7 separate regions of the Homo sapiens genome follow, and all the other regions are linked to region 1. The links are chromatin contacts, found by Hi-C or POLR2A ChIA-PET in ENCODE. All regions are on one chromosome and are shown on one strand. Each heading gives the region's core, a stretch centred on a gene start or an enhancer-like site at or near the end of the contact. The rest is flanking DNA. Distances are from core to core; before and after follow the strand shown. Region 1 holds the start of ISOC1 (isochorismatase domain containing 1). Region 2 holds the start of FNIP1 (folliculin interacting protein 1). Region 3 holds the start of RAPGEF6 (Rap guanine nucleotide exchange factor 6). Region 4 holds the start of PHAX (phosphorylated adaptor for RNA export). Region 5 holds the start of HINT1 (histidine triad nucleotide binding protein 1). Region 6 holds the start of MARCHF3 (membrane associated ring-CH-type finger 3). Region 7 holds the start of C5orf63 (chromosome 5 open reading frame 63).

Evidence for each region. Hi-C counts contacts between places; a loop is a spot of excess contacts on that map. ChIA-PET counts read pairs that join two places held with the same protein, here RNA polymerase II (POLR2A). Pooled maps may share reads with other maps.
Region 2: a map of CD4-positive, alpha-beta T cell shows a loop between it and region 1 (13-fold over the local background). The contact joins the promoter of FNIP1 here to the promoter of ISOC1 in region 1. A Hi-C loop is called at or near these places in 2 of 168 maps with a recorded cell type or tissue (CD4-positive, alpha-beta T cell and naive thymus-derived CD4-positive, alpha-beta T cell) and 15 of 50 pooled maps. POLR2A ChIA-PET finds 5 or more read pairs at or near these places in 1 of 52 experiments (CD4-positive, alpha-beta T cell).
Region 3: a loop to region 1 is called in a map of gastrocnemius medialis, with 8 times the contacts of the local background. The contact joins the promoter of RAPGEF6 here to the promoter of ISOC1 in region 1. A Hi-C loop is called at or near these places in 2 of 168 maps with a recorded cell type or tissue (gastrocnemius medialis and naive thymus-derived CD4-positive, alpha-beta T cell), 1 of 37 single-sample maps with no recorded cell type and 11 of 50 pooled maps.
Region 4: a loop to region 1 is called in a map of CD8-positive, alpha-beta T cell, with 15 times the contacts of the local background. The contact joins the promoter of PHAX here to the promoter of ISOC1 in region 1. A Hi-C loop is called at or near these places in 5 of 168 maps with a recorded cell type or tissue (CD4-positive, alpha-beta T cell, CD4-positive, alpha-beta memory T cell, CD8-positive, alpha-beta T cell and 1 more) and 13 of 50 pooled maps. POLR2A ChIA-PET finds 5 or more read pairs at or near these places in 1 of 52 experiments (CD4-positive, alpha-beta T cell).
Region 5: a pooled map shows a loop between it and region 1 (7-fold over the local background). The contact joins the promoter of HINT1 here to the promoter of ISOC1 in region 1. A Hi-C loop is called at or near these places in 2 of 168 maps with a recorded cell type or tissue (aorta and gastrocnemius medialis), 1 of 37 single-sample maps with no recorded cell type and 16 of 50 pooled maps.
Region 6: a loop to region 1 is called in a map of CD8-positive, alpha-beta T cell, with 7 times the contacts of the local background. The contact joins the promoter of MARCHF3 here to the promoter of ISOC1 in region 1. A Hi-C loop is called at or near these places in 3 of 168 maps with a recorded cell type or tissue (CD4-positive, alpha-beta memory T cell, CD8-positive, alpha-beta T cell and naive thymus-derived CD4-positive, alpha-beta T cell) and 9 of 50 pooled maps.
Region 7: a map of B cell shows a loop between it and region 1 (20-fold over the local background). The contact joins the promoter of C5orf63 here to the promoter of ISOC1 in region 1. A Hi-C loop is called at or near these places in 1 of 168 maps with a recorded cell type or tissue (B cell), 1 of 37 single-sample maps with no recorded cell type and 5 of 50 pooled maps.

Annotation. Positions count from the first base shown.
Region 1 is chr5:129,093,360-129,096,091 of GRCh38, forward strand. It overlaps ISOC1 (isochorismatase domain containing 1), which reads left to right and starts at 1,390. Exons shown (of 5, transcript NM_016048.2): 1 at 1,390-1,716. The coding sequence starts at 1,408. LOC124901060 (a long non-coding RNA gene) reads right to left here. Exons shown (of 2, transcript XR_007058926.1): 2 at 1-2,040. RefSeq lists a silencer at 1,008-1,787.
Region 2 is chr5:131,795,656-131,798,387 of GRCh38, forward strand. FNIP1 (folliculin interacting protein 1) reads right to left here and starts at 1,362. Exons shown (of 18, transcript NM_133372.3): 1 at 1,175-1,362. The coding sequence starts at 1,266. RefSeq lists silencers at 976-1,255, 1,306-1,565.
Region 3 is chr5:131,633,920-131,636,651 of GRCh38, forward strand. It overlaps RAPGEF6 (Rap guanine nucleotide exchange factor 6), which reads right to left and starts at 1,310. Exons shown (of 28, transcript NM_016340.6): 1 at 1,043-1,310. The coding sequence starts at 1,111. RefSeq lists enhancers at 500-1,082, 1,030-1,119, 1,212-2,411, 1,420-1,669, 1,680-1,879.
Region 4 is chr5:126,599,607-126,602,338 of GRCh38, forward strand. PHAX (phosphorylated adaptor for RNA export) reads left to right here and starts at 1,341. Exons shown (of 5, transcript NM_032177.4): 1 at 1,341-1,452. The coding sequence starts at 1,357. RefSeq lists enhancers at 423-1,272, 1,273-2,120, 2,121-2,732 and silencers at 1,179-1,388, 1,509-1,758.
Region 5 is chr5:131,163,839-131,166,570 of GRCh38, forward strand. HINT1 (histidine triad nucleotide binding protein 1) reads right to left here and starts at 1,418. Exons shown (of 3, transcript NM_005340.7): 1 at 1,257-1,418. The coding sequence starts at 1,367. RefSeq lists enhancers at 147-807, 808-1,467, 1,738-1,787 and silencers at 598-1,237, 1,448-1,527, 1,538-1,587.
Region 6 is chr5:127,029,171-127,031,902 of GRCh38, forward strand. MARCHF3 (membrane associated ring-CH-type finger 3) reads right to left here and starts at 1,388. Exons shown (of 5, transcript NM_178450.5): 1 at 1,180-1,388. It overlaps LOC105379163 (a long non-coding RNA gene), which reads left to right and starts at 2,173. Exons shown (of 2, transcript XR_007058920.1): 1 at 2,173-2,732. RefSeq lists a silencer at 1,350-1,729 and an enhancer at 1,726-2,270.
Region 7 is chr5:127,072,125-127,074,856 of GRCh38, forward strand. C5orf63 (chromosome 5 open reading frame 63) reads right to left here and starts at 1,378. Exons shown (of 5, transcript NM_001164478.2): 1 at 1,327-1,378. RefSeq lists a silencer at 1,235-1,454.

The sequences.
Region 1 (2,732 bases), core at 140-2,639:
AAAAAAATATCATTTTGGGTCTGACGGGTTCAGACAACACTTTTAAATGGGATCTCTCAAAGTGTGATGAGAACCAGAAAAAAATGGCTATTTCTAGTAGCTTCGGTACAATTGAGCAAGAAACACCAAAGGATGGTCTTTTCATAACTTTAAAGCAGTGTGGTTCTCAAGTAGGGGGTATATTTGCCCTCTGGGGAATATTTGGCAATGTCTGGAAACATTTTTGATTGCCATAACTAGAGGGAGGAGCGGTCACTAGGCATCTAGCGGGAGTAGAAGCCGGTGATGCTGCTAAATATCCTGCAAATGCACAAGATGCCCCATCCCCAAGAAAGAGAAATGTCCATTCCAGAAGTCAACAGTGTCAGTTGGGAAACCCTGCTTTAAAGGTTATTTTCTTAGAAGAGGACAGCTTTAATACCTAAAATCTAATTTTATGTTTAGGCCCATGCCTATCTTCGCAGGACTCAATTCCAAGGAAATTCTGTTCATAATGCATGCTTTCTAATTCCAGTTAATTATAGCGCCTTACAGTGTGCAGAAGGCAGAGGATTGTTTTATTTGAAAGTGATCCCTTTTACTTACTTAAAAACAGATATCCTTAGTTTCAATATAAAGTTCAGATTTTTGCTTTTAATAGTATTTATATTCCCAAATCCAAGTCCTCCCAGAAATAGGTTGAGATGAAGGGAGGCCAGATATCAAATCCATTCCTAGAGATATTGTGTTCTGTGGGACCGAAAAAAGACAAAACTTGAACCTTGACTGGCCCTCTAAGGATTAAATTCTGCTGCTCTTCTTAGGGTATCTATCGGACTGTCCCTTTGGTTGTAAGATACCACTGCCATCTCGAGGAGGACTGCATGCTTCTGCACAGAGCCAACAGGTAACTCGTCCTGGCGGCTCTGTGTACCCAACCACAACCCTAGACTGCCAAGAACACTGCTCATTCGAAGGCGAGCGAAGCCGCGAAGAGGGCCAGCGTTAGGGGAAGGGTGGTACAAACCCTTGTGTGAGCTGCAGCACCGGGGCAAGAACAACGGGCAGCCCAGGCGGGTCTTGGGTCTGCGAGACCACTAGGCGTTCTGCCGGCAGTCAGAACCGCGGCAGAAAGGGCGCGAGCGGGGAACTGCGGGAACGCAGCGGCCCGGGAAGCTGGAGGGGGCGGACCCGGCCGGCGAGCGCAGGCGCTCCCTGGCTCACGCGCGCACCCCGGCCCCACCACCCACCCTTACGCCGCGGCCCGCCCTCCGGGGCGGGTAAGAGAGCGCGCGAGCAGCGGTCGTCAGGACACGCCCCTTCGCCTCCGCGAGCTGGCGGGCGGGCTGGCATCGCCGGGAGGCGGGGCCGCGGCAGCCGGCTGGGTGCGACTGGGCGGCCTCGGAGCTCGCAGACGCTCGGGGGAACATGGCGGCTGCGGAGCCGGCGGTCCTTGCGCTCCCCAACAGCGGCGCCGGGGGCGCGGGGGCGCCGTCGGGCACAGTCCCGGTGCTCTTCTGTTTCTCAGTCTTCGCGCGACCCTCGTCGGTGCCACACGGGGCGGGCTACGAGCTGCTCATCCAGAAGTTCCTCAGCCTGTACGGCGACCAGATCGACATGCACCGCAAATTCGTGGTGCAGCTGTTCGCCGAGGAGTGGGGCCAGTACGTGGACTTGCCCAAGGGCTTCGCGGTGAGCGAGCGCTGCAAGGTGCGCCTCGTGCCGTTGCAGATCCAGGTGGGTCCTGCGGGAGGCCGCGCGCTTCCCTGTTCCCGAGTCGTCCCCGTCCCCGTCCCTGTCCCCGCCTTCGCCGCGCTCCTCAGGTGCCCCGAGCCGCCCGGGACCCGGGCCCTGCGCGAGTGGCTGAGTCCGAAGGGCTGCGCGTCTTTCGCAAGTTCCGGGGCCGGCTGGGGAATGCCCCTGTCCAAAGGTGATGGTCACCAGCTGTCCCCGGCGGGGGCGTGGGCCTCGTAGCTGGTTTCAGCGCCCGCGAACGCCCCCACGTGTGTGGTCCTCGGTCGCCCGCATCCGCTTTTTATGCCAGGATCAGGTCCCAGCCTCCTGCGTAACCAAAGGGCTGTGCTGTAGTAGCTGTTTTTATTTTGGGGTGATGGGTGATGCAGAATGGGGGGAAATGAGATTGTGGGGAGTATTGGTCTTAGGGTTTGTTCCTAGAGTTGTGTTAACCACTTGCGGAAACGCAAACTTTGGGAGTCAAACCCATTCCCCCCCGCCTTCCCAGGCTCTCAGGTCCTTGGGCTTAAGAGTTCCCTAACCTTAAGCAAATAACCATTTGCTTAGCCTCCTCTTAGTAAAGTGTCTACTGACTTGATTACGTTTTGTCGTCTGCATTGAAAAAGTCATTTGACTCCATGATTGTAATTCCTTCTTGAATACAAATACCCAACTTAAGCTAGACCTTGAGTTCCTGGGCCTGCTGGCTGGGAAAGTTGTTCTACCTGAGGACTACTTAACAGCATTTATTTTAAGCTGTGCTCTCATGCTAGGCGGGTTAATCTTCCGCCCTCTTTAGGATCAGATTGTTCACTGGCGAATTTATATTTTGGAAAGGAAAGAATATAAGGTATAATTTAGGTAGTACACTGTCGATATCATTTCTTTAGCTGAGAAACTGATAAGTCATTTTTTCAGAAGACCAAACTGAAATGTGGGATTCGGGGATAAAAGGTATTTTAATATTTAAGTGTCATTTTCTTTCTTTTTTGTTTTTAGTTTTTATGGGCACATAATAG
Region 2 (2,732 bases), core at 112-2,611, 2.7 Mb after region 1:
AACCTCTTCAATTCCATATGCATTTACTGAATTTTTCCTGATGAGACCTGCATTAGCAAGAGAGAGTGAATAATTTTAAGAATAGCAAAATTTCTTAAACCAGTGTGGCAACTTCGCCTGTTCCAAAATTTGACAGATTCTCTTTTTTTATTTTTATTTTATTTTTTTGTTTCTACTATTGTTGTACAACTGGGCTCTTTGCTATCCTACCAAGTTTAAAACGTGTGGCATTTGACATTTAGCCTAGTTATATTTGCAAGTTTCCACACTGCAATACGTATAAAGGCTGTTTGGACATAATCTCCTCAGGTGCAGTTTAACGACTAAATTTTACCTTGAATTCAGGTTTATATCAAATCTTACAATTCTGAAAAGTTACTCTGCCAGCAACAGGTACTACAATGAAAAATTAACAAAGCCTGTAACACTACAAAATGCTCTACTAACATTTTCAATTTTTAAGACTCCTTTTCAGTAACAATTCGAGGAGGAAGAATCTACAGCCAATTCCAAGGCCAGATTTCATTCAATTTGGTCTTCCTTCGGCAGTAACCCTAAACTCAAGTTTCACATTTCTCCTTCGATAACATTAAGGTCGCTCGGTCCGGTTACTGCACACCTCCAATTTTAGCGTCCAAGAAACCTGAAAGAACGGCACGTTGCCTACTCGCTCCTCCAGCCTTCTCTCAACTCAGAAGCTTGGCCAAACGTGCCGCTCTCTCCACAACGCCAACGGAGCTGGAACGCAGCGCCCGGAGGACAACTGGTCACGGGGAGGAGGGGAGAACTTCGCGGCCCGGAGTACGGCGGCTGAGGTCCAATCCAGCCCGCGCCCAACTCTACTCGGTGCCAGGAAGGCGTGTGGACCCAAAGTCTCAGGCCGCGGTGCTAGGTCCGGAGGAGCAGAGTCGCGCGTGGCTGGGGGCAGGTCGTAAACAAACCGACGGGAGGAGGGGGAAGGGGCAACGGCGAGGCGGGTGGGGTAAAATAAAAGGTAGGACCTCGCTCCAACCCTTCGGCGCTAGCCCGCAGCCGGCTCCACCCCACCGAGGACCAGATGCTGCTCTCGGCGCGGCGCTTCCGCTCGGGTCGGAACACCGAAGGCCCCAACACCCCTGGAGCCCGGAGCCCACAAGGCCATCGGCTCCGCGACCCCCGCCCCACAGCGCCCTACCTGAACCCGCAATCTGGGTCCCGGGCGTCGCGGCCGGGCGCGCCCAGCCCGGTCCTCTTGCTGAAGAGCTTCTGGAACAGCGTAGGGGCCATGCTAGCCACGGCCAGGCAGGGGTCGCTCCGCTGGGCGCTTGCTAGGCCCCTGCTCCTACAGCCGCCCCGCCACCCCCATGGGCGCCTCAGTCATATGACAGAAATTAGTCACTTCAAACGGCCACGGCGCGCGGGGCGGGGCGCGAGGCAAGGCCGGCACTCATTGGCTGGAGGGGGGCCGCATCACGTGGCGGCGCGCGGAGCAAGGGGCAAGGTGGGGGCGTGGGGCGGAGCTGCCTCCCATAGGCTCACTGGCGGGTCCCGTCACGTGGCAGGGGCGGGGCGTGAGCCGAGAGGACAGGACTGGAAGGTGGCTAGGGATGTGTAGCGGGAGAAGGGTCAGTCTCGATCTTCCCCTGTGAAGCTGTCAGCGACCATCAGAGGGTACGCCGGGGTGGCGCGGGGACGATGCCAGGAGCCTTGGAGTGCAGAAGGCTTCGACTCCCCGCACCCACAGAGTTGCGTAGGGAACCACGGGCAACCGACTCTTCCTTGTCAGCCCCTCCCTAGCTTCTGCGGCTTCACACCTCCATTCCGCGCCGGGCAGAGTCTGGCGGCTCCTGGAGCACGGAAGGCCCACAAGCGTACCCGTGGGGCCGCGGCCAAGGCTGGACTTTGAGCCCAGGACCCCAGGACCGCCCTTAGAAGGCTGCGCCGGCCCGCGAGAGGTCTGGGATCTGGACAGCGCGGGGGCTGGCTCACAGGGACTGGTGAAGGAAACTGCCGGGACCCCTGCCACAGCCATGGCTCCCCGCAAAGACGACCTCGAGCAGGCACTGCGGGCAGTTTGTACTAGCGCCTAGAACCCTGACACCGGGAATTAGTCTCTTGGAAGAGCTAGCGATTGGAGGCTCAGGAGTTAGGCTGTTTCCTTGTTAACCAACAAAATCAGGTGAAACCAACGAAGTCAGGAAGCCTAAAGACATATATGTACAGATATCTAACCCTTTACGCTAATTATTTAGATTTTTAATAAATCTATCTTAATGTTTAGGTATGAAGACGGGAGGAACTGTGGAATTTTAGTCAAGTTACAGGGAAGAAACGCTTTCTAAAAAAAGAAAAACATTGCTCACATGTGACCTCACAGTCTTATTTAACCCATGGAACCAAAATATATCAGAGTTTGTATCAAACTAATCTTATAAATTTTCAGCAACCCCATCCATTCACTCACTCCCCCTCCAGGATGAGGAAGCTCGTACAATGGGATGTAATCCTCAGAGAAATTTAGGAAATAACTTGTATATGGTTGGAAGGCTGGATAAAAATACTTTGGGCAGGCGTGGTAGCTCACGTCTGTAATCGCAACACTGCAAGGCCGAGGCAGGCAGATCGCTTTAGCTCTGTAGTTCGAAACCAGCTTGGGCAACAGTAAGACCCTGTCTCTACAAAAAAAAAAAAAAAAAAAAAATTTTAATTAGCCAGGTGTGGCCGGGCGCTGTGGCTCACGCCTGTTATCCCAG
Region 3 (2,732 bases), core at 60-2,559, 2.5 Mb after region 1:
CTCAAAAAGAGAACTCTGGAAAGTGGTAGAATTTGTGTTGTTCCTATGCAAACATCAGGATCTTCAATAACATAATTTGACCTATCATGGCTTCCGTTGTGACCTGAATAATTGTCACGACCCAAAAGGTCAGCCCAACGTTACTGAGACTCAGTATGCAAAACACTACATATCTGAAAAACTCCAAAGTGAAGAATTAACCAAAGCATTTCATTTCATTTACTGCAACTTTAAACAAAACAATCCAATAATCCACTCACACTGTTTAGTGTTTTGTTTAGAAAATATGTCCCACTTGTTATAGAAACCTCCAAATCAAGGAAAACCTTCCCCAAAACCTTAGCATTCTACCGGGATAAGCAAAGCTAACAGGTTTTAGTTATATGCCTGAAAACTAGCCTTCATGAAGGTCGAATGAAAAATCTTTTAAGCTGATGCCATAACTGTTAACTCGACACAGCAAATTTTGGATCCAAGTACAAAATACTGTAAAATTTCCCAGTGACAGTCTGAAAAAGTACCTACAGTGGTGTTCTTTAAACATGCATCATCTACTACAGAATTCACCATTTGACTGGATGTAAACTTTTAAACTAACTTTGAAAACTTTATCTTTTTTTTAGGCAACTGTACAATATTTCAGAGACCTTTAAAGAAAAACTATTTCTAAATTACATGGCTGAGATACTTCCCTTACAATTTCCATCTCGTTTTTCATAGTCTACTTAAACGAATGGGCATCTAACTGCGAAACTCATATTACCCAACTCAGAAAATACGACTTAGTAATGGTGCTTTCTTAACGACACTCAGAAGCCCCCGGCAAGGACGGGTACGCGGGTTAAGACCGCATCACAGGCAGGAAGGGCGGTCGGCACCCTGCTGGCGACAAGGGCCTGGGTCAGGGAAGAGACTCAAGCGAACAGATTCCCAGTAGCAGGTGCGAGACTCTGGCAAGAGGGCAGTCGCCGCGGATTTCGGACAGACAGGAGGATGCTGTCTACTGGACTGTGAGACGCACATAAAGGTCAACCAGCCTCACCTCGGGAGTCCGCTCGGGTGGCTTCTTCCTCAACGCCTGCCTAGCGCCAGGGTCCACGGGTGAGTTCATGGCCACGGCCCGGGTACTCCGCAGCCTGCCCTTAGCAGCCCACGCCACAGTTCATTCACACTAGGTAGCGGGTGCGGTACCTTTCCCCCGCCCCAAGGAGGGAACTTCGCGCCGTAACAAGGTCCGAACTCTAGCAAACAACCCTTCGCAACGCCCGCCTAAGGCCTCTACCCACGCGCGACTGGCCGGAGACAAGTCTGCGCGGGGGCGGGGGAGAGTAAGTGCGCATGCGCAGCACGCACGCGCACGCTAAGAAACGCCCAAGGGAGTAACTCCACTGTGACGTTAAAATTGGGGCGGTGCGAGTAAGTCGTTTCCTGCTGTCGTCGTGAGATTTAAAGACACCTCGCGAGACCTCACCTAAATCAGTCACGGGGTCTGCCTTGGCGTTGTGGTTCCGTCTTCTCCATCCGTTGGAGACACCGGAAACGCGCTGAGGACCTGAGCAAAAATAGCATTTTGGGGCAGAACCGTGGGGAGGCGTTCTGACTGGAGAGAACTGTTGTGCCCAAATCCGGAAGCCCAGGGTGTGGCCAAGTCCGGCTTTGCGCTCTCCTCTGCAACTTCTACTGCCGACTTTGAATATGCGGAAGTAGAAGCCGCCATTCGGCAAAGAAGGAATTCCACGCACACCTCATATCTCTTTAAATAAAACGAGATCTCTTGTGAAAGCTGCCGACAGAGAAGTGCTTGATCTATTCGAAACGGACGTCCTGAGACCAGGGCAGAGAAAGCAAACATTCACGGCCAGGATAGGCAGCCGGTGCCGCGGCCAGCTCACGATTACCTTTGAGTCAAAAAACTAGATTTAGACTGCGTTCTTGTAACTAAATGCCCGGGGCAGCCCTCCCTCAGGCAACTGCGTTTAGGGTTGGGACTCGAGTGGCAACTTTTGCAATACTTTTTACATTCTAGTCTGCTTCCCAACAGACCGAATAAAGCCAGTTTTGTTTCACTGCTCCCTTGGTAAGAAAAACAGACCACCCTTAGGAGCAGCCAGAGAGCTGCTGAGGCCGTTTCAACAATAAGCTCACTGACAATTCCAGAATCCATCGTTCTAGGATACTCCTTACCCTTTCTCATAAGTTCATAGGTAACTAACTTTGGCGACACCACCTTTCCACTGAATTTTAAGCTCCTTGATGGCTGTAACTACATCTAGGTACACCTTGGTATTTCTCACAGCAGTTAGCATAGTTCACTAAATAACAAGGTGATTTATGATTATGACATGCTTTCCAATTAATGACTGCTTCACAGTAATTTTAATGACGTAATAAGAGTTAAAATTATATTTGAAAACAATGAGAGTTCAGGCTACAACACCGTTTCTGGGACCGGCAATGACTTAAGGACTGTTTTCTGTTGGTCCTGGGGCTTGCCCAAACTGGGAGTTTACAACATACTATTAGCATTTCTCTTTTTCAGGTATAGATCAAAAACTTTACCAGCGAAGTGTGGCATAGCCATTGTAGAAATAAAGTAATTGTGGAAAAAATCACAGGATGTTGCAGACGATCCGTTTTCCTCATTTTTTGTACAAATATAACCTCTCAAAGATCTGCCCAGGATCACAAACAAAAGTTAACCCTTCCATTCTTCAAGGATCAATTTTCAGAGT
Region 4 (2,732 bases), core at 91-2,590, 2.5 Mb before region 1:
AGGCGGGTTCCAAGATAACCCTTAAAGAATGGGGTGGGTTGAGGGAAGGGCCTCTCAGGCCGAGTGAACAGCAAATGCAGAGGCCTGGCCTGAGGAACAACAGGTTCAGCGCGCCAGCGGTTAGGCAGGGGGACACACTAGGACCAGTGACCAGATGCCCAGTCCACATGACCTTGTTTGCCATGTGGCAAAGTAAAACAGAGGTTCCTCTTCAAAAACTTTCCTCCCCGTCTAATTAGGAATAAATAGTAACTTCTCTTAAAAGCAAAATTTATTCAAAGATCTGTGCTAACATTCTTAAATATCTGCTAGCCATAATAAAAAAAAATGTACTTTATGTTCTTAGCTCCCACAATTTAGCCTAAATATTTGCCCTGGCATGCTTTTACTAGTCCAAGCAAGCATTAGGTCATAGCCTGTTCCTCTTCCTTATTTAAAAGTGTTTTCATCTTTCTCAGCATTCCACAAGTTACTTCCTCCTTCCTTTGTTCTCCTCTACCTTTGCCTCTTTTAAAAAGTTCTAAGTTGCTAGCCAATCGGGACAAATACAAAATGTGAGGTCCGGTCCAGCCAATAAAAACCAGCCACAGCAGTAAGGTAAACACGTCAGGTTATAAATGACCCTGTCTCCTTTTGTTCAGTGTACTCTCCTGGCAAAACTGCTGGCGAGTGTACCCTTTCTGCAGAAAGTAAAAATGGCCTTATTCAGTAAGTTAAATTTATGTTGCTATTTCTTTACGACACCGGAAAACAAACATTTCAAACACCATGCTGAGAACTCAGTCCTTGTTTTGGGGAGGGATGCACTTGGAAGATTCGAGCTAAGGTACAATCCTCCCTAGGTATCCGCGGGTCATTGTTTTCAGGACCCCCACAGATACCAACATCCGCCATGCTCAAGCCCCTTACATTATGTGGGGGTGCACGGTGGGTCCTTCCCATCCGCAGGTTCGGCATCCGTGGATGGGGAGTGGATACAGAGGGCGGACTATACAGCTTGAAAGGCTTCCCTGGAAGCAATATGTAGAGTGGATTGTGGAGGAGCAAGAACAGAAGCGGGGAGGCTTGTCCAGAGCATACAGGGGAAGGATGTACGGCCAAGGGAGGAATCCCAGACGACCGCGATACGTGACATATTTATGTTTGCACGAAAATAAAGTTTGGAAGAAAAGTGTTGGGGGAACAAGGGATTCATTTTCCCGGGGTAGTTGGAATGCAATGGGACGCCTCAGGCCGCTGGGACAGGCTGGCCTCCGCGCGGGGGCGCCCGAGCAGCCGAGCCGCCGGGCCTTCCGGCTGCCCCGCCGGAAGTGCTCTCCTGACCCGCCGCTGTGCAGCGCAGCGCACCGCGGGAAGATGGCGTTGGAGGTCGGCGATATGGAAGATGGGCAGCTTTCCGACTCGGATTCCGACATGACGGTCGCACCCAGCGACAGGCCGCTGCAATTGCCAGTGAGTGTGAAAGGAGGGTGGGTGATCGTGGCTGGGCGCGCGGAGCCTGGGCCCCGGGGAGCGCGCAGGCAGCGGTGAGGGTGAGGGGTGGGAGCTAGGAGCCCGGGCCAGAGCGAGGAGCCCAGGCTGTCGGGTCAGTGGCCGCAGAAGGGGCGAGCAGACGTCCCCCAGGCGGGCTCACGGAGCCCGGGCTGCGGGGGCCGAGGGGCGAGGGGCGACGGCGGCAGCGGCAGCGGCTGGCCGTGCGAACCCCGAACTGGCTGCTCCCTGCGAGGCGGGGCGCGCGAGCCCTGGCGCCTCCTGGAGGCCGGCTTGCGGCGGCCTCTTAGACGTCTCACCTCCGCCTACCGCTCTTTCTTTTCTAAACTTGGGGCTTCCCCACTCCATCGCCGCTAGGTAACCATAAAGGGGCAGATTTTGCCAAATATGTAGCATCTAGGGACATCAGCCTGAAACAGCCTGTGATGCTCATTTTCTCCCTGAGCCGAAGGGAGACTGAGGCCCAGGAATGAAGTTTATCGCTCACTCAAAGATCTGGTTTTCCATGTTTCCACCGAACCTAGCTTTGTCATGCGGTACCATGGCACTAGGCTTTTGCATTAGCCTCTCTGATTTTGTTTGTTGTTTTGAGGTGGTCTCACGCTGTTGCCCAGGCTGGAGTGCAGTGGCGCGATCTCGGCTCACTGCAACCTCCGCCTCCCGGGTTCAAGCGATTCTCCTGCCTCAGCCTCCCGAGTAGCTGGGATTACATGCGCCCGCTGCCACGCCCGGTTAATTTTTGTATTTTTGGTAGACGCGGGGTTTCACCATGTTGCCCAGGCTGGTCTCGAACTCCTGACCTCAAGTGATCGGCCTGCCTCGGCCTCCAAAAGTGCTGAGATTACAGGTGTGAACCACGGCGCCCGGCCACATCCAGCTAATTTTGTATTTTTAGTTGAGACGAGATTTCTCCATGTTGGTCAGGCTGGTCTCGAACTCCCAACCTCAGGTGATCCGCCCGCCTCGGCCTCCCAAAGTGTTGGGATTACAGGCGTGAGCCACCTCGCCCGGCCTAATTTTTGTATTTTTAGTAGAGACGGGGGTTCTCCATGTTGGCCAGGCTGGTCTTGAACTTCCGACCTCAAGTGATCCACCCGCCTCGGCCTCCCAAAGTGCTGGGACTACAGGCGCGAGCCACCGCGCCCGGCCCAGCTTCCCTGCTTTCTAAACGGGAATTTGTCTTGACTGCCTTGGTAGGTAGCAACCTCTTTGAGAGGGCGTTGGTGCCAGGCTGCCTGTGT
Region 5 (2,732 bases), core at 168-2,667, 2.1 Mb after region 1:
CCCATCCACACTTATTTGTCTCAGGAGTAATTCTACTGGGTACTCCCTACAAAATGCTGATTCATTTAGAATGCTTCCTGCCGTTCTACAGTTGGACTTCGGTGGTTCAAATGTAAATTTTTCAAGAACCATTTCTCAAAGGCAACTGCGAACTTTAAAAAGAAATATTTTTTCTAAAACCAAAGAATTTCCCCTGAGTAGAGACAAAGTATTTTTTTTTTTAATTTACCTAGAGGAACCTAATTAAATTTTTGATAACGTTTTGAATCTAACCGACATTAGTAGAATAAATGTTTTTCTTAGATTTTATATTTCCTAAATTTAACAAAACTGTTTACAAAATTTGTTCTATCTAAATCAGCCAATCTGCCCAGCTTTATCTGAGATCCAATCCCAAAAATACAACTGGCCACTAAATAATTTACACAAGATATCTCAAAGTCACATCAACTGGGATTTCACCTACAAGAAGTCAACAAAAACTACAGTCTTAGTCTCTTGGCATAAAATTACTTCCTGTTGAATACAAAAAGAATCATTCAGCTGTTTGTAAGTCCAAAATGTTCAGCGGGAGAGGTCAACGGAAAGCAAATCCCAGACGCGGGCCCACTTCTTATCTCAGGAGATCGCCTCGCTAGCCCAGGGTAGGCCTTGGGGTGGAGATAGGGATAGGGGTAGGGGTGAGGGTGGCAAGCCGCACCCCGCGGAGGAAGCCGGCAGGCCCAGACGGCCCGCGCACCTCCCAGCGCCCCTGGGGCCCTCGAGCACAATGCCTTGCTGAGCAGCGCCCAGGAACGCCGGGCCCTGGCAGGCCGGCTGTGCGCGGGAGATCGCGGAGATTGGGCCTGAGTCAGGGCGCGATCGGGTTTCTCTCTGTCAGGCAGAGCGCTGGCGAGATTTCGAGATTCCTGATACAGGCAAGGTCCGAGGCAGCCGGGGAACCGGCGGGCTTCCACGCGGGGGCCCCAGTGCGCCCCGACACGCGCCCAGGCCCCGCGGTGCGGCACTCAGGGCGCCCGGCGGCCTGGCCCGCGCCCGGGGCAGATAACGAGTAACCGGAGCGCCGGCACGCGCCGGCAGGCCGCCTCGGAGTGCCCGGGCCCTGTCCGCTGGCTGGGGGCCCGCTGGACCAGGGCAGCCAGGTCCCCTCCCGTCGCCGCTACACTCGCGACCCCTCCTCTCCCTCCGCGAGAAACCCGAGGATCCGCGGACGATACCCACCTCAGCAGGCGAGAGAGGTGGTGCCCAGTACCTACCCGGTCATCCTCAAAAATGATTTTGGCTGGTATTTCCTTGCGGATGATCTTCCCAAAGATCGTGTCGCCACCAGGCCGAGCGACCTGAGCCTTGGCAATCTCATCTGCCATCTCGGCCTCTCTCCCGCGCGGCGGCCAGAGGAGAGGCTCGGAAGAAGGGAGGAACCCGCAGAGCGTGCGGCGCGAGAGGGCGCAGCCAAGCCTGCGCAGGTGCCCCGGCTCTGGCGCCCCACCTAATCTTGCGCGTGCGCACTGGCGACCTGGGCTGCGAGTGCGGCCAGCGCGCTAGAGCGCCTCAGGGACCTCCGGCTTGGGGAAGTTCCTGGTCTTGAGCTCCAAGGAGATTCCTAAGTCGTTTTTCTATCCTCCTTTCTTGTCTCCTGGGGAATGCAGTTACTGGTATAAACCCTTCGTCTGCCTATGGATGCTTGTAGGGAAAGTTGGATACTGTAACTGACAAGATTTGATAATTTAAGTGGTGCTGGCTGCAACTTAGCACTTAGATTATTTAAGGTCTTGCTGCTGCAGCAGATTTTAAGTCCTCTCTTCAACAGAGTTTTTTTCTCTCTCTACCAGTGGTTCTCAATCTTGACTACACATTAAGATCACTTGGGGAGCTTTTAAAAATCCCCGTGAACCTGGCTGCAGCCCAGATCCATTAAATAAGAATCTTTGGAGATGAGCCCCAGGCATCAGTAGTTTGTAAACCTCCCTAGACTGCTCTGCAAAGAATTTTTCCCAGCAGCAATCAACATAATGTATTAATAAAATGACCCACTTTAAAAAAAAAAACCTTCCTTAATCCCACATCCCCCTCCGTATCTTTGCTCGTTTTATAAAGAAGTTTTCTACATACCATGTCTGCTTTCTTATCTTTCATTTTTGAGTCCATTTCCCTCTTGTCAAGGTCACTAAGGACATCCATTTATAAAATCCTATAGACAATTACAGTTATCATACCAGACCTCTAAGTGTACGTATTAAGAAAAAGTATACCTCCTCAATGCCTTTTTTTTTTTTAGATAGATTCTTGCTCTGTCGCCCAGGCTCGACTGCAGTGGCACAATCTCGGCTCATTGCAACCTCTGCCTCCCGAGTTCGAGTGATTCTCATGCCTCAGCCTCCCAAGTAGCTAGGACTACAGGCGCGCACCACCACACCTGGCTAATTTTTGTATTTTTAGTAGAGACAGGGTTTCCCCATGCTGGCCAGGCTGTTCTCAAACTTCTGACCTCAGGTGTTCCACCCGCCTCAGCCTCCCAAAGTGCTGGGATTACAGATGTGAGCTCAGCTGCCTTTTATGATTACATTACTACCCTTGTCTTGGCAAAATTATTGAATGTGGTTGCCTTTAATCTCAAAAGTGTCCATTTGGTACTTTTGCTATCAAAGACATTACTGGGACAATTCGTAAAATCTAAATAATGCCTATAAATTAGATAATAGTTTTGAAGTCATGTTAATTTCCTTTCATAA
Region 6 (2,732 bases), core at 138-2,637, 2.1 Mb before region 1:
TTTCCCCTTCATATATTTACCTCATTCACCTTTTAATTTTATATATACACACACTCACACATATACACGTATGTATGTGTGTATATGCGCATCTACATCTTCATATACACATACAGAACTATATATCTCAACATTTTCATGTATTTTCAAAGGTCTAAACATCCCCAAATTCTGGACCTGTTTCTGTCTAGTATTTTCAAAAGCTCTTATTCATGTCAAATAAGAATTGTAAGAAAATATCGTATTGAATTCTGTTTATTCCGCACATAATATAAACTACATGCATGTAGTTGGTCTCAGAAAAACAAGCTGCTTTTACCCCCTTACCATTAAGGGGGGAAAACAATCTAACCCAGACCGAGTCACAAACGGAGTGTCAGGTTTAACCTTGAGTTCTCTGCTGTCAATTCCTGACTCAACTTCATCACTTAAACACGCAGGTGCTCAAACAAACACCAACCGACCAGGCTGGCAATCCCTTTCGCAGCCTCTAGGATTCTCCAAGGCACTGGGCACCAGAACCGACAGCAGCTCCCGCCTGGTCCTAACGAAGTCCTTCGGACACCCCTTGCGGGTGGATGTGGAGGTCCGAGCACCTCAGGAGGGTCATGGATTCAAGTGCTAATAGAAAGCAATTACTTTAGAAAGTTCAAAGCCCAGCAGTGCTCTCAATTCCTCTCAGTAGCTGCAGAGCACTGAAGCCCCCGCTACAGAACCCGGCTGGTACTCCAGTTCTCTGGCGCTGAGACCCACCTTGAGCCCGATGAGCGCTCGCTCAGCCTTGAGATCCAGACGCGGACGCCGGGTCTTACCGTACCGCACAGCGCGGGTAATTTTTCAGGAACCGCGGTCCGCACGCCGCGGGCGCGGAGGCCGCCCCAGCGCTCCATGTCGTTGCCGCAGAGGGGCAGGGGACGCGTCCCGGCCCCACCTACCCATGTCAATTACGCCAAGTTGGTGCGGACTGGAACCGCGTCCCGGGCGGAGTTGGGATGCTTTGACAAGAAGAAGTTCGGGAGTGGGGATATTGGCACGGAGTAAATCCCGCCCAGCCCTGACCTCCCCACAGCGGTCACGCTCGGACGAACGGACCGCCGAGCGCCAGGACGCGTCCCGTCCCCTCTCGCCGCCGCCGAACCGCGCCGAGAGGAGCCGCTAGCCCGGCGCGCGGCCACTCACCGTCCTCGCCGAGTCCCGATAGCAAACCGACGTCCCTGCTGCGGTTCTAAGTGCCAAGTTGCCCCCAGTCGGTGGCTGCTCACGGCCCAGTGGACCAGGGCACATTGGTTCCGGCGGGCACCTCAGGGGGAGTGCGGCAAGCCTGGCGGCCGCCGCGGCCACACAGTCGCCCACAGCGCGCTGACAATTCACGGACCTGCTCAACGAGTGAGGCGGAAAGCAGGGCTAAGCCGACCAGGCTCTGGAGGGGAGGCGGGGCTGCCGCTAGGGGCGGAGCCAGCCCCGGGGCGTCATCAGCCCATGACTGGCGGAGCCGACAGCCAGTCGTGGTGGCGCTGGGACCGCCCCGTAACCGCCGTCCAGTCGCCTGCGGCCGAGGGCAGGCTGGCGGGACGCGCCGGCGGCGGGGAAGTTGGTTATTGCGAAGTGCCGTGGCTGCCGGCGGGCGCTGCGGGACTCTCTGCAATGGGACCCGAGCAGCTCTAGAGGGAGGCGGCGGCCCCAGAAGGCCGTTGGCTGAGAGAGACCAGGAGCCCTCGGAGCCGCCGCGCGCATAGCGCTGTGGAGCAAGAAGCCAACCGCAGCGCGGGTCGACACGCCAGTATCTGGCACCGGCAGGAGGCGCGGAACTTAGCTGCCCCATCGGAACCCCGCCCGGAGGAAGCTGAGGGCCGAGAAAGGATGAATTCCGGACCGGGTCGCCCAGCCACAAGTGGAAACCTGGGCTCTCTGGAAAACGTTCTGATCTCGATCTGGCTATCTCTGAAACAAAACTCCAGCCCCGCAAACCTCCCAAAGTTCAGTACACGTCCCCGTCCTCACCCCTGCCCTCCGGGCCACCTGCAGCGGGGGACTTACCGGCGCCTCGGGTCTCCTCCTCCCGACCCAGCGCGTCGCGGACACAGCTGGCGGCCAACAGGAGGCTTGGGCGCTCGACGGCGCCGGAACCTGTGAGACCGTCGCTCTGGGCGGGCTGCCGTGCGGGGTGGCATCCTCTGCGGTGACTTCTGCTGTCTTTTGGGTCCGCCAGGATTCCAAAATCCCAGGCGGGTCGCTAGAATTATCCATCTTCGTGGACAGGAAGCCCCAGAACGAACCACATCTGTCCCACTCTGCTTCCGCCCTCCTTCCCCTTCGCAAGCTCCTGGCTGGGATGGAGACATCGGACGAGCTCGGAGATCCCGACCTCTCAGGGGTCACTCGCAGCCGAACAGCCTGGAATATGGCCTTGTGGGCCCTTCCCGCCCAACCCCCTAGGACCCCACTGCTCATCTTGTCAACCAGTTTCTGAGCCCCTACCCTGGCTGCAGCACGTGCTCGCACAGGCGCGCTGAGCTACTAACATAGAATCAAAAGCAGGGAGTTGGGTGTTCTTGCTTTCCCGCTGAAACCTAGAATGTAAACAAGCCCTAGACCGTCAGCTGTGGGTGGGTAGGGGCCTCTCCCTGCCTAGAACTGCTCTTGCCATGGGTAGGCACCTAACCCGTATTAGTAAGAATGAAGGAATGCATGCTCATAACAAGAAAGGGGTCAACCTGCTGCCCTGATACTCA
Region 7 (2,732 bases), core at 128-2,627, 2.0 Mb before region 1:
AGGATCCTGCCTGTTTAAAGCACCAGCCCCACCAATCTTAATTTTCACAACAGGGTCTTTCTGGTTCCAGGCAATTCCTCAGCAGAGCAGGACGCAGGTTATTGGGCTACGATATTTCACACAGAACCATGATTAGTTCTGCTTTGCCCCAGTATTATCATAATTATCCAATATTTCCAGGGTGTATCTTTTTTCCCCGTGTTTTAAATCTTTCTAATTACCTATAATGCACCCCAATGTATACAGCTCCAAATATTGGTAGAGAGCTTCACATGCATTTTTATAAGCTAGTCCTCAGAATATGACCAAATGAGAAGACTGCGACCTCTAATAGACACCTCAACTTGTTCAGCATTGTGCACCAAGGCATAGCTCTAGTGGCTGCTTAAACAAGACAATGTATACTAATTCTGGGAAATGCGCTAGAAAGTATTGGGATATAACAGATCTTAGACACCATCTCTGTCCTTGAGGAATTGAGAATCTTGGGGTCAAGCTAAGGCCATACTATGGATTTTTTTTTTAAGGGCACTAAAATATAAAGTACCACATATACACTATTTATTAATAAACAAGAATAAAGATCACCCAAGCAAAACATTCCCTGTGAAAGACAGCCTTAGAAACAGTCACAAGCCTAACTCACAATGACATTTTAGTGGGGACTTTTCTACCCTTGGACTTATTAAAAAACTGTATGAGCTGCTATTTGTCAGAAGTGAATATCTGTTGAGAATGTACAGTTTCTGATTTATTCTCTCATTGTTCAGTACCCAGAGGGCTGCTTTTGCCCAATAAGGCTGAGAGGAGATCCAGACAGCTCATCCAGAGAGCCCCGGCACTCACAATGTTCCCTGCTGCACCTTTCAACCTTTTCACCCCAATTAAAGGTCAACATGGCTGCTCAAAAATATTTATTTAAAAAGGCAGTCAGCTCAGCGGGCTCCCAAGTGTGATTACACTACCACTTCATAGAATTCAATTAAACCCGGGACGGGGCATCGGCGAATCACTGGAGGAGTATGAAGTTGAGATGTTTTCTGCTTTCTCGAGATGTTTTCTGCTTTCTCTTAAAAAAAAAAAAAGCTTCCTTTTCCCGCCCGTCATTTATTTACTTCCCAGAGCGCTATCACAGACACACACACACGCGTTTATAATCTCCCCCAAGTAGTTCATGGATTTATGGCTCCCGGTTTAATTAAATTCCGTATAACGACTATCCAAATGGGCAGCACGCGGCACAGCGAACCCCCGCCAGCCTGCGCGTCAGCTCAGAGGCGGAGACCCGCGAGCGCTCACCCTCGGCGCGGGACTAAGGGAACCCACCTGAGCCTCACGCCGCCAACGCCTCTGCTTCCGCCCTGCGCCGGGCACTTCCGCCCGCACCCACCAGGCGCCGGCCCCAGGCCCCGCACTTCCGCCCCACGCCGGCAGCACTGCCGCTGGGCGTTCTATCTCAGGTGGTGTCCCGTCTACGCTCTCAAGGGTGGCCGCGCCTGAACCTTTACTCGTGAAGAGTGACACACAAACCAAGGCCAAACTAAAAAACAAAATACGGAAAAGTGACCCCGCATGTTTGGGAACCATTTAATAAGAGGCCTCAGGTGCGGGAGCCAACTTTTTGAGGCTGCGGAGTCCGAGCCATTTTAACCGCTCTGCATGCATCCATTCTTTCGTTAATTTAATATTTACTGCCTCCTCCACTAGGTCTTGGCTGAACTAGGTTATGGGGAATGCGATGAGCAAAACTGGCAGCCGTACCCTCCCGCAAACTGAAAATCGTGTGAGAAAGCAGATATTAGGAAATTATCCCTTATTAAATAGGCCATGGGTTTATTCAGCTAAGTGCTTTGCAGGGAAGGAATATGAGAAAAGACCTGAGTGGGATCTCGTTGAAGAGGTAGCTTTGGGGCTGGGATCTGAAGGGCGTGGGTTGGGGACAGAGCTCTGCAGGCTGGGGGAAGGGTCTGGTGGAGGATGTGCAGTATGGGTTGTATGCGGAAGACTGACGAGTATGGCTGAGACTTAGAGGGAATGGGGAAGAGAGGTGGAAACAGGCTAGAGAGGGTAAGCGAGAGTCTGGCCATGCAGGGCCTTTCAGGTTTGTGCTAAGGGTAGCCGGGGGGCATTTCTGTTTTATGTGGGAAGGGGATTGAACTGATTGCTTTTCCCTTCTGAAAGGACCCCTTAGCTTTGGGAAGTAGATGGGAAGGGTTTAGGATAGGCAAGAGTAGAACAAGCAGGGAGGTGAGGAAGCTACTGAGCATTCCAGGTTCTAGGTGTGGTGGCTTGAATGGTGGTACAGTAAATAATGAGAAAATGATGGATAATAATTATAGTAATACTCAAAGCTAACATTTATTGATTGCTCACCAAAAGCTTTATACTCATTAGTCTGTTTAATCCTGAGAACAATGCAATTAAGTATTACTAGTACCATTTTACAGATGAAGTAATGGAGGTTTAATAACTTGCTCAAGTTCTCACAGTTACAAAACGGTAGATTTGGAATTCCATCTCATGCTGTCTGACGCCTTAAGCTTACCACTATAAATTCAATGTGTACTCAGTGGTTTTAAAAAAGATACAAAGCAAACCAAGGTCAGGAATGAATTCTTTAAACAAACCACACTGATTATGTGATGTCGCTAGAGGCCACATTAAGATAGTAGAATTTACAAGTTCTTTGTCACTTCAGCATTTTCTGATAGGCTAAAGAGGGAATTTTGTGA